3 separate regions of the Homo sapiens genome follow, and regions 2 and 3 are each linked to region 1. The links are chromatin loops, found by intact Hi-C in ENCODE. Cell type or tissue: natural killer cell. All regions are shown on one strand. Region 1 has its middle 16 kb from the start of GPR68. Region 2 overlaps CCDC88C (coiled-coil domain containing 88C). Region 3 overlaps CCDC88C (coiled-coil domain containing 88C).

Region 1 (5,000 bases):
CATCACCAGAGTCCATCATCTTGGGGTCTTCCCTTTTCACCCACACAGGTAAGGGGATGCAGCAAAAAGAGAATCTCACAGGGGTTTTTGGCCAAGTGTGGAAATGGCGGATATCCCTGCTACTTACATTCCATTGGTCAGATCCCAGGCATGTGGCCTCAACCTAACTGCAAGGGAGGCTGGGAAAGGTAGTTTTCCTATGGATGCAGGAAAGAGAGGCAGAATTGGTGAGTATCTGGCCAGTCTCTGACAGGCAGCTCTTCAAGCCACCTCAACTTAACAGGTTTTTTGTTTTGTTTTGAAACAGAGCCTTGCTCTGTCACCCAGGCTGGAGTGCAGTGGCACAGTCTTGGCTCATTGCAACCTCTGCTTCTCAAGTTCAACCAATTCTCCTGCCTCAGCCTCCCAAGTAGCTGGGATTACAGGCGTGTGCCACCACAGCCAGCTAATTTTCGTATTTTTAGTAGAGAAGAGGGTTTCACCATGTTGGCCAGGCTGGTCTCAAACTCCTGGCCTCAAGTGATCCACCTGCCTTGGCCTCCCCAGGATTACAGGCATAAGCCACCACATCCAGCCCTAAACTTAAGAGGTTTTAAGCACCCACCCCTCTGTACCTTCCTCTAAACAAAATCCACTTCTTCAAATGCGATGCCTGGAATGTGAAGTGAGAGCAAGTCTGTCTGACCTGCCCCATGGAGAACAGGCCCATTTTCCTCTCTGCTTCTTTACTTCTGGTGAGAAATCTTATTGCTGACACACATTGAGTTTATGTGAATTGCTGGTAAGCCACATCCTCCTCTCCACCTTGCCTAGAGGAAGTGGTTTTTCGAATCTGAGTTAGACCTCATCGTGCAGCCAGTGGAAGCCACAGGGAGTGGGCAGGATGTAGCAGAATGCAGTGGGCTGGACCAAGTCGGGGCTGGTGGTCAGCAAAGCCCGTGCAATGAGGGGCAAGGAACAACCTCAGAGGAATGCCTTTCCCTGCTGAGTGACGGAGGGGCCAGAGGACCTCCAGGGGACTAAGGAGCCCTGACCTGCTTAGCTGGCTCACTTGTCTTTGATCCATCTCCTGCAGGGTCTGTGTGGCTCATTCTCCCCTCAAGGTGCCAAGGTCTCCAGCCTGCCCTTGTTATCCATGGAGCATCCTATGCACTGTTCACCAGGATTACCTCCCCTCAATGTTCTTGGAAATGCCCAGTGATGCTCCTATGTCCCACAAATCCATTCTGGTTGGCACCAGGCCCATATCTCGCCTTAAATCACCCCATCATTCCCTGCATGTCATCTCCTATCTCCCTGTAACTAGCTTCTGCAGGCTGCAGCCACACTCACCATGGCCACCCCATGGATACAGGTGCTTCCTCAAAGCACAGTCAAGGCTAGGATAAAAGAGGAAAGCTGAGCAAAACTACTAAAGGTCTGAGCAGGAATCCTACAGTGGAATGGACAAGCATCAAAACTGGATCCTGGAATGCAGAGCTCCTGTGGTCCTTGGGCTGGGCCCTGCTAAGGGGTCTTCTCCCTTGCATCAGAGCCCCTGATGTTGGACCACAGGCCTGCCTCTCCCTGTAGCGGGGTCAGGGGTTTGGATGTGTCACTGAGTCTAGGACCCTTATTCTCAGCTTTCTCTGGGCTCAACCTGGTGTCAGCCTCTTTACCAAACAACTGAAATCCTCTCCCCATGAATTTCTGCCCACAGTGAAGACAACCCATTACATGGTTATGCCTCAGACTCCTCCATGCCAGAAGAGAACCCTGCTGTTACTACTGCAAAACCAAAGACCCATTTGTGTCTTCCCCCAAAACATGAGTCAGAAGCGTGCTGGCAGCTTTACCATGGTGAGGGCTTCTCTCTTCTAGCCATCAAGATTGCAGAAACGTCGGGGTACAATCTCAATCAGAGGCCCTCGCTACATGGAACTCTGCAGTCCCAAATCAGGGACAAAAATCCTAATTGGAGGACATGTGGTCAGGGAGGCTGCAGAGCTGAGGTGGCTTCACTGAGCCGTGAGATGCCGCAGATCCCCATGTGGCTGAGTTCTCAGGATGCTGGAGGTGTCAGCCCTGCTGCCGCACCAGCACTGAGCACAGCCCCTGCCTGTGGGAACTCCCCTAGAATGACAAAGGGAGACCTGGAGAGCCCCAGCCCCAGCAACTTCCGCCCAGGGCTGCATCATGCCCCTGCATAGGGAGAACTGAAGTCAGTCCCAGAACCACTGTGCTACATCCTCACGCTTAACTGCTGTGTGTACAATGCGGGGTTCATTTCTACCCTCTGTGTTCTATTCTCACAACTGTTGCTCCTTAAAGAATGAAACTAGACCTGTTTAAGGAAATGAATGAAAATTAAGCAGGTTCAACAAACATTTGGGGCCATGGCTGCGAAGCTGGACTCCCCTGATCTGGGTGAGTCAGCCGTCACTCAGCAGTGCAACCAGCACAGGATATTGTAAGAGTGTAATGGGACACGGTCAGTGACTCAGTTTCTAATGTTGTTGGGCACTGTGCAGTGGGAGCTTGTGAAAGAGATAAGGGCAAGTGACTGGAGTTGTTCAGGAGGACTCTGAGCCGCCTGAGCACTGGAGAGGCCTGACCCACCCACAGGGTGAGGCTGCCCTCCTATGCAAGAGGTTAAAGGGTCTGGGCTCAGGGGGTGCAGGGGAGCAGACAGAGAGGAGGTGGAATAGTGTTAGGGGTGAGGTGAGGGGCAGCAATGGTGATAAATGTTAGGCTCTTCAAAGGACCTTTTGCCTTAGTAAACAAAATGCTGTTCTTTTGCCTTAGTAAACAAAATGCTGTTTGGAAAAAAAAGCATTTCAAAGGTATAAATATTTTGGTGGTGGTAGGAGTAAATCTTCTGTAAAACCCAAGAACTTTGTAAATATATATTCCACATTTGCACATTTTACCATTTTCTTTTTTTCCTTTTTTGAGACTAGCTCTTGCTCTGTCACCCATGCTGGAGTGCAGTGGTGTGATCACAGCTCACTGCAGCCTCGAACTCCCAGGCTCCAGTGATCCTCCCACCTTAGCCCCATGAGTAGCTGGGACTACCGGAGCATACCACCATGCCTGGCAAATTTTAAAAACTTTTTTTGTAGAGATGGGATTTCACTATGTTGTCCAAGCTGGTCTCAAACTTCTGGGCTCAAGGGATCCTCCTGCCTTGGCCTCCCAAAGTGTTGAGATCACAGGTGTGAGCCACCATGCACGGCTGCCTGACTATGCCCTAATGATAACAGTACCCCCTCATCCACGTGGAGTATGTTCCAAGATCCCCAGTGGATAGTACTGAACTCGACTGCTGTCAGTTGGAACACGTTTCTGTTCACGTCTTCCACCCACACATGTAATGCCTTTTCCATCTTAACTGATCACTTACCACACATTGTGGCCAGAACTTTTGCAGCTTGAGGTTTGACAACAAAACTAGCACATATCTCTTTTTCCTTCTCAATTCTTTTTTTTTTCTTTTTTGTTTTGAGACAGAGACTCGCTCTGTCACCCAGGCTGGAGTGCAGTGGCGCAATCTGGGCTTACTGCAACCTCCATCTCCCAGTTTCAAGCGATTCTCCCACCTCAGTCTCCCGAGTAGCTGGATTATAGACGCCCACTACCACGCCCGGCTAATTTTTTCTATTTTTGGTAGAGACGGGGTTTTGCCATGTTGCCCAGGCCAGTCTTAAACTCCTGAGCTCAAGTGATCTGCCCTCCTCGGCCTCCCAAAGTGCTGGGAATACTTATAGGCATGAGCCACCATGCCCAGCCTCCTTCTCAATTTCATGGATAGAAAATTCATTCTTACCATAGAGCTTAGTAGCCTCAATATATGAACTTGTTCTTTATTAAGTCAAGAACTTTCACCTTTTCGGGTAAATATATATACAGTATGCTTACCTAGTCCTCCATGCCCGTGCAGCAATATGGAGAGGAAGGGAATTCCTAACTTCCGAGGGAACACCTATCAAACATCAGGAAGCCATTAGGAGATTATTATTGGCTGTACAGAAACCTAAAGAGGTGGCAGTCTTACACTGCCGGGGTCACCAGAAAGGAAAGGAAAGGGAAATAGAAAGGAACCACCAAGCGGATATTGAAGCCAAAAGAGCCACAAGGCAGGACCCTCCATTAGAAATGCTTATAGAAGGAGCCCTAGTATAGGGTAATCCCCTCCAGGAAACCAAGCCCCAGTACTCAGAAGAAATAGAATGGGGAACCTCACGAGGACATAGTTTCCTCCCCTCAGAATGGCCAGCCACCGAAGAAGGAAAAATACTTATGCCTGCAGCTAACCAATGGAAATTACTTAAAACCCTTCACCATATCTTTCTCTTAGGCATTAATAGCACCCATCAGATGGTCAAATTATTATTTACTAGACCAGGCCTTTTCAAAACTATCAAGCAGATAGTCAAGGCCTGTGAAGTGTGCCAAAGAAATAATCCCCTGCACTGCAGCCCATACATTTCAATCCCTTTATCTTTAACCTCCTTGTTAAGTTTGTCTCTTCCAGAATCAAAGCTGTAAAACTACAAATAGTTCTTCAAATGGAGCCCCAGATGCAGTCCATGACTAAGATCTACCATGGACCCCTGGACCGGCCTGCTAGCCCATGCTCCGATGTTGATGACATCGAAGGCACCCCTCCCGAGGAAATCTCAACTGCACAACCCCTACTACGCCCCAATTCAGCAGGAAGCAGTTAGAGCAGTTGTCAGCCAACCTCCCCAACAGCACTTGGGTTTTCCTGTTGAGAGGGGGTACTGAGAGACAGGACTAGCTGGATTTCCTAGGCCAACTAAGAATCCCTAAGCCTAGCTGGGAAGGTGACCACATCCACCTTTAAACACAGGGCTTGCAACTTAGCTCACACCCGACCAATCAGAGAGCTCACTAAAATGCTAATTAGGCAAAAACAGGAGGTAAAGAAATAGCCAATCATCTATCGCCTGAGAGCACAGCAGGAGGGACAATGATCGGGATATAAACCCAGGCATTCG
Region 2 (5,000 bases), 150 kb before region 1:
GCCTGTCTCCTGAGAAACTTCAATCTTGTGTAAGTCACAATTTTTAAGGTCTTTGTTACTCACAGATGAACATAATTCTCAGGGGTGCATCTTGTAACCCTCCCCACCATGGTTCTTAGCACTTCTGGGTACATAATGATTATACTGTGAATCCTGTGGGTTAAAAAAGTCAGAACCTTGAAGTGGCACCGGGGGGGGGCCATCTGCATTTAGCAAGAGATCTGGACTCTCAAGAACTGACGACGAGTCCCATGATGCGTCCCATGCTCGGGTGGCCGGGGTGCATCCCTTAACCCCCTGAACTCCACTTGCTCGCTGGTTCAGGGAGTGAATAACCGCGCCTGCCGACCTCAGAGCTAAGTGGCATAGATCGTCAGCAGTTCAGCACCATCGCTCCGGCTCTCATGCGCGTGAACTGTCATCTTCACAGCAGGCCTCAGGCTGGGAGCTCCGCGGTGGAAGAGTAAGCTCATGTCTCAGCCTGCCACACAGGAATGGGTGGAAGGGCTCGCGTGGCACCCATGCCCTGTCCCTGGCAACTGATGCTGCCAGCCCTCAGTGGCCACTGCCACCCCCTCCTCCTGAGAAAAGCTCAGGGCAGGCAGTCTGAGGTGGGATGAGCTTGTTTGTTCAGGTGGGGGTGCTTTTTCATGGTTTCTGTTTCTCTTTGTTTTTTCTCCTTTCTTCAAGACCAGTGTCTCAGTGGACACAGGGTGAGAGCCACTTTGTGGCAGTTGGTTAGGGAGGGGGGGCGGGCAGGCAGCTTTGCTCGGGTGGGTGTGGAGTGGCTGGTCTGCCCACCCGGAGCAGTTCTTCACGATGTCCTGGGGCCAGCCCCACTTTCCCAGGTCTGGGTGGCCGGGGCTGTGGCAGTCACTTTGGGATATTAACCTCAGGGGCTCGGCAGTGTGACTGAGAGACAGACATCCTTTCCTACCTCGGCAGGCCTGGGTGTCGTGGGCAGCCAGCTGGGGGCTGAACCGACACTGGGCTTACCTGGGGGTGCGTGGCCCCCATGGGAGGGCACCATCCAGGGGACCCCTGGGCCTCCCCACAGACAGCACCAGCCACTCTTCCGCATCTCTGCTCTCTGCCTCTGCTGCCAGGTGGCTCTCAGGATGCCCAGCTGCAGGCTTCCCGGCATTCCTTCTCACCTCTGCGTTCATGCAGGAAATGTTTGTTTAGAGCCTCCCTGTGCCCCACCAGGGCTGTGTTCCCACCTGTGGGCTCTCCAGAGACGGCGGTGGATAAAAGTCCCTCACTACCTTGACTGTGGTTCCTGGGGGGCAGGGGTCCTATCTGTTTCCATTCACTATAACGCCCTGGCTCCTAGCACATGCCTTGAGGGGACGGGGGCTCACTAAACGCTTGTTGGGTGAGTGAATGAACACATGAGTGGATATAAAATCGAGGCAGTCATGAGTGTGCAAAGCGCAGAAGATGGCGACCAAGGTCAGGGAGCAGGAGCAGACAGCGCCCCCACCACCAGCCAGACATGCATATGCCCGGCGACGAGCACCTGGGTGTTTCAGGAGGCTCTGAGCTCACAGGAGAGAAGCCTGACCTATGATCGTCACCCTGTCCTGGGGGGCAGCAGCGGGAGTGACAAGTGTGGCCTTTCCTGGCTGCCACAGCCTAAAGGGTCCTCTGCGCCTGCCAGCTCCTCAGGTCTCCTCCGCAGATACATTTGGGCTGCTGGCTGTTGGCTGACTGGGTTCAAGCCTCTTCTCCTGTGAACTCGCGGGGCTGGAAGGTCTACGTTTCCAGCCCCAGCCTCGCCACTTGTAGTCATGTGACCCCAGGGCACATCCTTACTGTCTGTATCTCAGTTTATTCCTCTGTAAAATGGGCACAGTTACGGCACCTGCCCCATTGAACGCAAGAAGATGCATGCCTGCTGGAAAGGGTCAGATCAGAAGGAGACATTTGCCCCCCACTCGCCCTGAGGAGCCTCGCACAGGGAAGGTGCTCCGGGCACGGACAGGGTTGAGTCTCCCCTCATCTCGTGGCTTGGGCTGGAAGAGTCCACTTGCTGCCGAGGCAGGGCTGGCACAGACTGCCATCCTGCTTGGCTTGGCCATGGGAACAGCTGGTGAGGGTGCTTTTATTTGCCTGAAGTGTGGGCTCTCGGCCGGCCCTGCGGGGAAGCCAGAGCAGCTGGTCTGCCTCGTGAGCAGGTGCCGGGGCGGGTCTGTGCGCCTGCCCTTCCCTCCTTCCCCGAAAACGCTCTTTGATTCCGCTGCCCACCCCCCTCTTCCCCACCTCACCCACATCTGAAGAAAAGCTTCCCTACTTAAAGGAAAAAAGGAAGAATAAGCTTCATCTGATTTGATTTTTTTTGGAGTCCTCAGGTCGGAGCCTCACACAGCAGGGGTCCAGTTGGTCTAATTGAAGGGCATTGTTTCTGTCCCAGTCCTTTAGATTCAGGCTGTTCACACAGCCTGTCTCTCTCTCTCCCACATGCGCGCGCGCACACACACACACAGACACGCGCGCATGCTAACCCTGGGGCCTGTGGCCCTTCATTAGCTCATTTGGCAAATGATGGCTGAGCCCTGCTGTGTGCCAGGCCCTGGGAGAGCCCTGGGGAGCGAGACCGCCCAGATCACCACCCTCAGGAGCCCACAGCCCAAGAAGGAGACTCGAAGAGTAAGGCTGGTTTAGCAGAGGAAACTCAGTCTGTAGCTTCGTAACTAGTGAAGAGAGTTCCTGGTGTTTTGCCCACATCCCCTCGGCATGTTGTATACCACATACGTGTTACAGTGCCTGTCCCATTGGGCTCCGTAAGGGAGTGTCACCACATCTTCATTCCTGGCTCTGACAGGCACCATTGACCGATCTTGGCCCTCTTTGTCTCTGAGCCCAGATCTGGCCTCAGAATCCTTCTCAACACAGAACTCTAGGTAACCACTACCAGTCATCTGTGCCTGGAACCCAAGCTTAAACTACCCCTGGGATCACAGTGAGTTACTTGTGTGAGACTTCCTTGTGCCTCCTGAGGCTTCGGAATGAGCCTGACTGCAGAGACCACTGCAGATGCTGCCAGACTGTTGGAATGGCCTCAAAGGTCGGTTGGGCCACCCCAGGCTCTGTGCTCAGCAGGACTGCACGGCCTGTTCTGGCTGTAACCCCTTGCCCCTGGCTGTTCCCTCTGCCTGGGATTCTCCAGTTCCACCCGTCCACCTGGCTCACACCCTCCCTACACTCGCATTTTGTTCAGCTGACGATTCATCGAGGGCCCTCTTTGACCACCTGTCTGTAAGAGCTATGTTTTCTGTCACTTCCTCCTATGTTCCTTTATTTTGCTTCTTAACACACACATGTGACATATATTTACCTCTTTAGCCCTCTCATTTACTCCAATATTCCAAGCAATGAAAAATACCTATTGATCAAATGGACCTTGCATTAGCAGATACCTGGTGGACTTAACCCTGCTACTGCCTGCAAGAGTTAGGATGAGAGGTAATAGACACAGTGTGTCTAGCCAAGCTCCTGGTTTATGCAGCATGCTGATTTATTGCTGTTCGAAATAAAGTGTTCTTTACACTGTAGATGGGGGAGGGTGCGTTTAGTTGGAGGTCCCAAAAAGCCTCTGTTCTCACCAGAGCCTTCCTCCCCGCAGCCAGTTCCATTTAGCCAGCAGCTGGCAGGCATCTGCTGTGGGCCACACTGTGCAGAGCCCTGGGGGGATTCAGAGGTGAGCATGTTCCAGCATCTGCCCTGGGGACCCTGAGGATCTCAGTTCCCTGTGTGGGACTCAGGCAGGGACACGAGAGAGGGGCCTGGGGGCACTGATTGCTGAGGAAGTGATCATTGCCGGCGGAGGGGTTTGAGGAAGGCATTGGAGGCAAGTGTGGCTGGACAGAGAGGATTTTGTCAGGTGCGGGTGGGCAGGGGACCGGCTGGGCTGCCAGGTCACCTCCAACCCCTGCCCACCCCCCAACTTGGACAGCTGCTGCAAAGTTGATAACATCTTTTGAGATTTTCACTTCCTGCCGAGATATTAGTCATTAGAAACTTGTCACTTCTGAACCTTCCTCCTCCCCGGCTTTTCAACTGTGTCCCGATATGCCCTCCCCCAGTTTCCTGCTATAGAATACATTCTTGGTGATAGAATAGAGAGTTTCTTGCTCTCTAGATGAAGTCTGATCTTTTGCTGCAAACTCCTGTAATGAAAAGAGACCAGTTTGCATGAAATGTCTGCTCTGCTGTCTGTTTCCTCCAGAAAGCTTTTTTGGAGGAGCGAGTGGGGGCTAAGGAGGGGTAATTACAGTCTTATTTATCCATGCTGGAGACTCATGGTTCCCATGTGTGTAGAATTTTTCCTTCTCTTCATCCTTTGCTATTTGACCAGCACAAGTTCTGCTTGGCCCCAGGCAGATGTCACTGATGAACCGTGGCACACTTGCTCCCAGGGCCAGACCTGCCCCTAGTGTTCTCAGCATAGCGTCCAAGCCAGCTCTCTTGAGTCCAGACCACCATAGGGCACTGGTATCGTGTGTGTTTTTCTTGGCCCTCCTGAGGCCAGAGGGAGAAGAGAGAAGGTGGCCCCAGCAGATGTCCCAGCTCAGTTCTTCCTCCTTGGTCCTGAGCCCAGGGGCTGGGGACGGTTTGTGCATTCCTGGGGATCTCTAGAATGGACCCCACTCCTCGCACACACAGGTAGCTGGGACTGTCTTCCTTTATGGGCTCACTGTGGTGACTGTGGCTTCCTGTGTTTGCCCCCTGCAGAGCTGCCCTGTGTTGAAGCAGGAGGGAGGATGGTGTGTCGCCCCGGAGCATGTTGAGAGCACAGTGCCCAGCAAAACCTGACGGCTAGGAAAGGCCTCAGGTTCAGCCAGCACCTCCGGGGGCCTGACTTCATGCCAGGCACAGGCTTGATTGTCGCTAGGTTAAGTGATGCCTGCCTGCCCGGCCACCTGCCTTTCTGGCCACCTGGCAGGGCTTGATGCCGAGGCCCAGCAGCAACGTGGTGGTGGAGCCGGCAGAGGGGACTC
Region 3 (5,000 bases), 88 kb before region 1:
CAGGAGTGCGGTAGTGTGACCATGGCTCACTGCAGATTTGACCTCCAGAGCTCAAGTAATCCTCCCACATCAGCCTCCCGAATAGCTGGGACCACAGGCACGTACCACCACGCCCAGCTAATTTTTTTTTTTTGGAACTGGGGTCTCTTTATGTTGCCCAGGCTGGTCTCAAACCCCTGGGCTCAAGCAGTCCTTCGGTCTCAGCCTCCCAAAGTGCTAGGAGCACAGGTGTGAGCCACTGTGGCTGACTCAGTGTTTTGGTTTCTTAGATTCATGTGGGCCTAGCACGGGAAATGTCTTCATAAGTGGCAGCCCAACCTTGGCCATGATAAAAATAATTGCCCTTTAGGAAGATGAGAACCTCCAGCTCTGCAGGTCCTCACGACGCTGCCCCAGAAAGCCTGCAGTATTATCTCTCTGGCCTAGTGATATTTTGGGGCCCCTTCTGGCAGGTCACCAGGGTGGTGCCCAGGCATCTCTCTGCCCTGTCCTGTCTGCTGTGGCCCCTCCTCTGTACAAACAGGACCTGGCGGGGGCGTCGCCCACCCACCACAACTCCTTATGCTGATCTCTCAGGCCCTACCCACTTCCTCCCTGGCCCGACGCCAGCCTCTCCTGCCGTGGCCCTCGGGAGGCCCTGTCTTGGCACACACTCTCTGGTCGTGGGGGCGCCGGAAGGGAGGGGCCGCTGTTTGCAGGCAGGGCTGTCCTGTGTCTGAAGCCTGGAGCTCTCTCCTCCCTCTCGTCCTTGGCCTGCCCTGAGCCTGGCTGGAATCTGGCCCGACCCTGCAGGGTGGTTCTCCCTTCACTCTCTGTCCATGTCTCACTGACTGTTTTATTGGCCCCAGTGCCCAGCCCAGAGTCTGACACGTAGAGGGTGCTCGCCAGCATTTGACAGGTGAACCCTTCAGCACCAGCAGGAGGCAGGCTGTGCTTCAGGCCTGGCAACCCTCAGCCAGCTCAGCTCATCCTGAATTTCCCTCTCCAACCTCAGCCATCCAGCTGGCATTTCCTAGTCAGTAAGCAAGCCCGTTGGCCCTGCTGAGTCCCACAGGGGGCCCCTAGTGCCAACCTGGCTCTTCATCTCACCCCGAATGTAGCCCAGGCTGCACGCTTGCTTTGGTCTGGGACCTCTGGAAACCATAGTTCCCTGAAGTTAAAACATCTTTCTCTCTAACTCAAGGCACCTCCATGGGTCCTAGAGAAGCCCCCTCCCTCCTCTGTGTCTGTAGCTTTGTATTGAAGTCATAAGAGTTCATTCTTTGAGTCAGGAAGGAAAAAGAATCCTTATTTTTAGAGGAAGAGGGGCAGCCCTTTGGGGGCCTGTCATGAGAGGCAGGAGCAGCTCATGTGAAGACATGCAGCCTGGGGGCTGAGGGGCAGGGTCCTGGCACCCACAACTCCCAGGAAAACCTAATGCTGCACCACATGAGACTGTTGCCCATGCCAGTGGCTGCAGGGAGGACAGGAAACCCTCTGGGGGCCAGAAAGTCTGCAGCCATCCCATACCTTAGCCCAGCAGGTTCATCAGGTGCACAGGTCTTCTTCGGGGATGGACCGGAGTATAGGACAAAGAACCACAGAATGAGAAAGATGAGGGGTCCATCAGGGGTAGGTAGGACCCAGGAAATCACACCTTTAGACCAGAAGCAACAGCAATCAGAAATGCAAGGGTTGGCCGGGCACAGTGGCTCATGCCTGTTAACCCCAGCACTTTGGGAGACCGAGGCAGGCGGATCACCTGTGAGACCAGCCTGGCCAACACAGTGAAATCCCGTCTCTACTAAAAATACAAAAATTAGATGGGCGTGGTGGCAGGCTTCTGTAGTCCTAGTTACTCAGGAGGCTGAGGCAGGAAAATTGCTTGAATCTGGGAGGCGGAGGTTGCAGTGAGCCAAGATCATGCCATTGTACTCCATCCTGGGCGACAAGAGCAAAACTCCATCTCAAAAAAAAAAAAAGGTTGAGTCAGAATCTGCATTTCAGCAAGGCGGGCACTCGTGTGCAACGGGGAGCATAAGGACCTCTGTTTAGGTAGTTCATGTTTAGGAGGGCTGCGAACAGGTGGGTTCTGGCATAAGACCTTGATGTCAAGGAGATCACTGGGTGGCTGTCCAGGCCAGACAAAATGTGGCCTGGCCTGTGAGGGAGATGGTGGAAGTGTGGAAGGGGTAAGAAGGACAGGGCTTGGTGACACATTTCCATGGAGGTGAAAGAGGAAGAGATATAACAGAGGGCCACTTGAGCAGCCAGGTGACATCACCAACTGAGGCAGGAAGTCTCCAGGAGGACAGGAAGCTGGGTGCGTGTGAAACCCCCGAGGGCACCCAGCGGTGGCGGCCTCAGGCGGTGGAGCACATGGCAGCAAGGATGGGGCAGAGGGACGCTGGGGGGATGGTGATGGTTTGCTTCCTGGTGACTTTCTGTCTTAAGAGTGACAGCTGTGGTGTGGGGAGTTGCTACAGAATGATGTCAGGAGGTCTTCCCTTGAGAAAAGACCCATCAGTGCATTCTGTTGGGGTGGTTTCTGTTTTGTTTTAAATCATGGTTCACTTCGTAGGACTGATGTCTGCACTGGGCTGGGTCTTTTGGTTCTGCAGATTGAAAAGTTACAAACCCAGCTGGAGAGAGAAAAGCAGAGCAACCAAGATCTGGAGACCCTCAGTGAGGAGCTGATCAGAGAGAAGGAGCAGCTGCAGAGTGACATGGAGACCCTGAAGGCTGACAAAGCCAGGCAGGTAGGTGCCTCCACCACTAACGCCTCTCCTAGAACCCCTGCCTGCAAGACGGAGAGCCGGGATTACAGCCATTCCTGGTACTGTATTGTGGATGCATGGATTATCCGTTACCTAGCTTAGCCACAGCTTAAATCAGCAATTCTCAATTTCCCAACTGGCGGTGGGAAAAGGTGGGGTGAATTTTGCCTCCCAAGGGACATTTGGCAATGTCTCAAGACATTTTTGATTGTCGTGACCCCGGGGAAGAGAGGGGGTGGTGCTCCTGGCATGGAGTGGGTGGAGGCCAAGGATGCTGCTACATATTCTGCAGTGCGCAGGTCAGGAACACTCCATCTGCAAATGTTCTTAGTGCCCCAGCTGAGAACCCTGGCAAATCCGTGTGGTTTTATTTGCCTCACACGGCGGGCAGTCCAGGGCTGATGTAGTGGCTCAGGGATGCCATCAGGAACCAGGCCTCTTGCCTACAGCTCTGCCAGCCTTAGCAGTGGCTGCTGCACATCCCTAAGGTACAAGCAGGAGAAAGGTGGAGGGCTTAGCATCACAGGGAAACCCTCCCAAGGATGCTCCGTAGACGTCACGTTGGCCAGAACTAACGTGTGGCTACCTCTGCCTGCAAAGAATGCCAGGGCACCAAGTATTTTAGTTTTTTGTTTTTGTTTATGTTTTCTTTTGTTTAATAGAGATGGGATCTCACAGTGTTGCCCAGGCCGGTCTCGAACTCCTGGGCTCAAGTGATCCTCCCGTCTTAGCTTCCCAAAGTGTTGGGATTACAGGCATGAGCCACCATCACTGGCCCCAAGTATTTTAGCTTTTTGGCATCTGTAGTAGAGGAATAAAAAGCCCAGAGAAGATGGTTAGAATGGTGCATGGTAAACAGACGGACAGGGCCCTGCCCAGATGTTGCTCACAGCCAGGAAGGCACACTTCCAGGTGACAGGCAAGATGATCTCAGGAGGGTGCTACTGAGAGAATAGGGTGCTGAGGGAGAGAATACTGGGATACACGGCTACCTTAGAATCATCATGCCAGGATGTTTTGGGGAACTGACCCCAAGTATAAGAAAGAGCCAGTGAGGCTGATAGCCAGAGGAAAGTACTCCAGGCAGAGGGATCAGCATGTGCAAAGTGTTCACAGTCAGCTGGGCTAGGAGCAGTGAGCAGGAGGTGGAGAGTAGTGTAAGCAGAGGCTGCAGAGGTGGGCAGGGCCCGGCTACCAGAGACCAAGAGAAACCGCTGAAACTTAAGTGAGGGAGAGAGATGTATTTACATTTTAAAATCATCCTGGCTGCTCTGAGTGTATTCTGACTTGAACCATCTAAGTGGTGGTGTCTGTGCCCACTCACCTGTGTCTGTCAAGCCTCTGGGGAACGCACAGGCAGTGTCTGAGCACAGGTAGGACAGCCGTTCAAGGCCTTCTCTCTCCCATCCCCAGTGTGAGCCCATGTCACTGAAATAGGTTCCTGCAGCAGCCTGGGTTGTGCCTGTTGTGTTTTCCCGTAGATCAAGGACCTTGAGCAGGAAAAGGACCACCTCAACCGAGCCATGTGGTCGCTGCGGGAGAGGTCGCAGGTCAGCAGTGAGGCCCGCATGAAAGACGTGGAGAAGGAGAACAAAGCCCTCCACCAGACGGTGACGGAGGCCAATGGCAAGCTCAGCCAGTTGGAGTTTGAGAAGCGGCAGCTGCACAGGGACTTGGAGCAGGCCAAGGAGAAGGGGGAGCGGGCAGAGAAGCTGGAGAGGGAGCTACAGCGACTCCAGGAGGAGAACGGGAGGCTGGCCAGGAAGGTGACCTCCCTGGAGACAGCCACCGAGAAAGTCGAGGCCCTGGAGCATGAGAGCCAGGGCCTGCAGCTGGAGAACCGGACTCTGAGGAAGTCTCTGGACACCTTGCAGAACGTGTCCCTGCAGCTTGAGGGCCTGGAGCGTGACAACAAGCAGCTGGACGCAGAGAACCTGGAGCTGCGCAGGCTGGTGGAGACCATGCGCTTCACCAGCACCAAGCTGGCACAGATGGAGAGGGAGAACCAGCAGCTGGAGCGTGAGAAGGAGGAGCTGAGGAAGAACGTGGATCTGCTCAAGGCGCTGGGCAAGAAGTCAGAGCGCCTGGAGCTCAGCTACCAGAGCGTGAGCGCTGAGAACCTCCGGCTGCAGCAGAGCCTGGAGAGCAGCAGCCACAAGACGCAGACCTTGGAGAGTGAGCTGGGCGAGCTGGAGGCTGAGCGCCAGGCGCTGCGGCGGGACCTGGAGGCCCTCCGGCTGGCCA

The links. Peaks named below come from ENCODE experiments on the same cell type or tissue, not always from the same donor. Only the 100,000 strongest peaks of a DNase experiment are listed, where the experiment ranks them.
Region 2: a loop joins it to region 1, with 3 times the contacts of the local background. A loop is called at or near these places in 1 of 110 quality-filtered maps.
Region 3: a loop joins it to region 1, with 8 times the contacts of the local background. A loop is called at or near these places in 1 of 110 quality-filtered maps.

The regions. Positions count from the first base shown.
Region 1 is chr14:91,225,746-91,230,745 of GRCh38, reverse strand. No RefSeq gene overlaps it. Among named protein-coding and RNA genes, the nearest start is that of GPR68, 16 kb to the left of the region's middle. RefSeq lists enhancers at 913-962, 1,510-1,599, 1,660-1,979, 2,010-2,289, 2,300-2,359. In natural killer cell, no CTCF peak of the experiment used is centred here; DNase peaks (open chromatin) are centred at 235, 805, 2,125, 3,375 and 1 weaker place; H3K27ac peaks cover 4,603 bases.
Region 2 is chr14:91,372,745-91,377,744 of GRCh38, reverse strand. The region is part of intron 3 of CCDC88C (coiled-coil domain containing 88C); the gene reads left to right. LOC107984673 (a long non-coding RNA gene) reads right to left here. Exons shown (of 2, transcript XR_001750858.2): 2 at 3,494-5,000. Among named protein-coding and RNA genes, the nearest start is that of CCDC88C, 43 kb to the left of the region's middle. RefSeq lists enhancers at 1-222, 396-655, 1,572-2,244, 3,707-3,776. In natural killer cell, no CTCF peak of the experiment used is centred here; DNase peaks (open chromatin) are centred at 484, 2,704, 4,044, 4,724 and 3 weaker places; H3K4me3 peaks cover 201 bases; H3K27ac peaks cover 5,000 bases.
Region 3 is chr14:91,313,388-91,318,387 of GRCh38, reverse strand. It overlaps CCDC88C (coiled-coil domain containing 88C), which reads left to right. Exons shown (of 30, transcript NM_001080414.4): 14 at 2,601-2,738; 15 at 4,238-5,000. Among named protein-coding and RNA genes, the nearest start is that of GPR68, 71 kb to the right of the region's middle. RefSeq lists an enhancer at 1,888-2,277. In natural killer cell, no CTCF peak of the experiment used is centred here; DNase peaks (open chromatin) are centred at 317, 607 and 2,347; H3K27ac peaks cover 4,042 bases.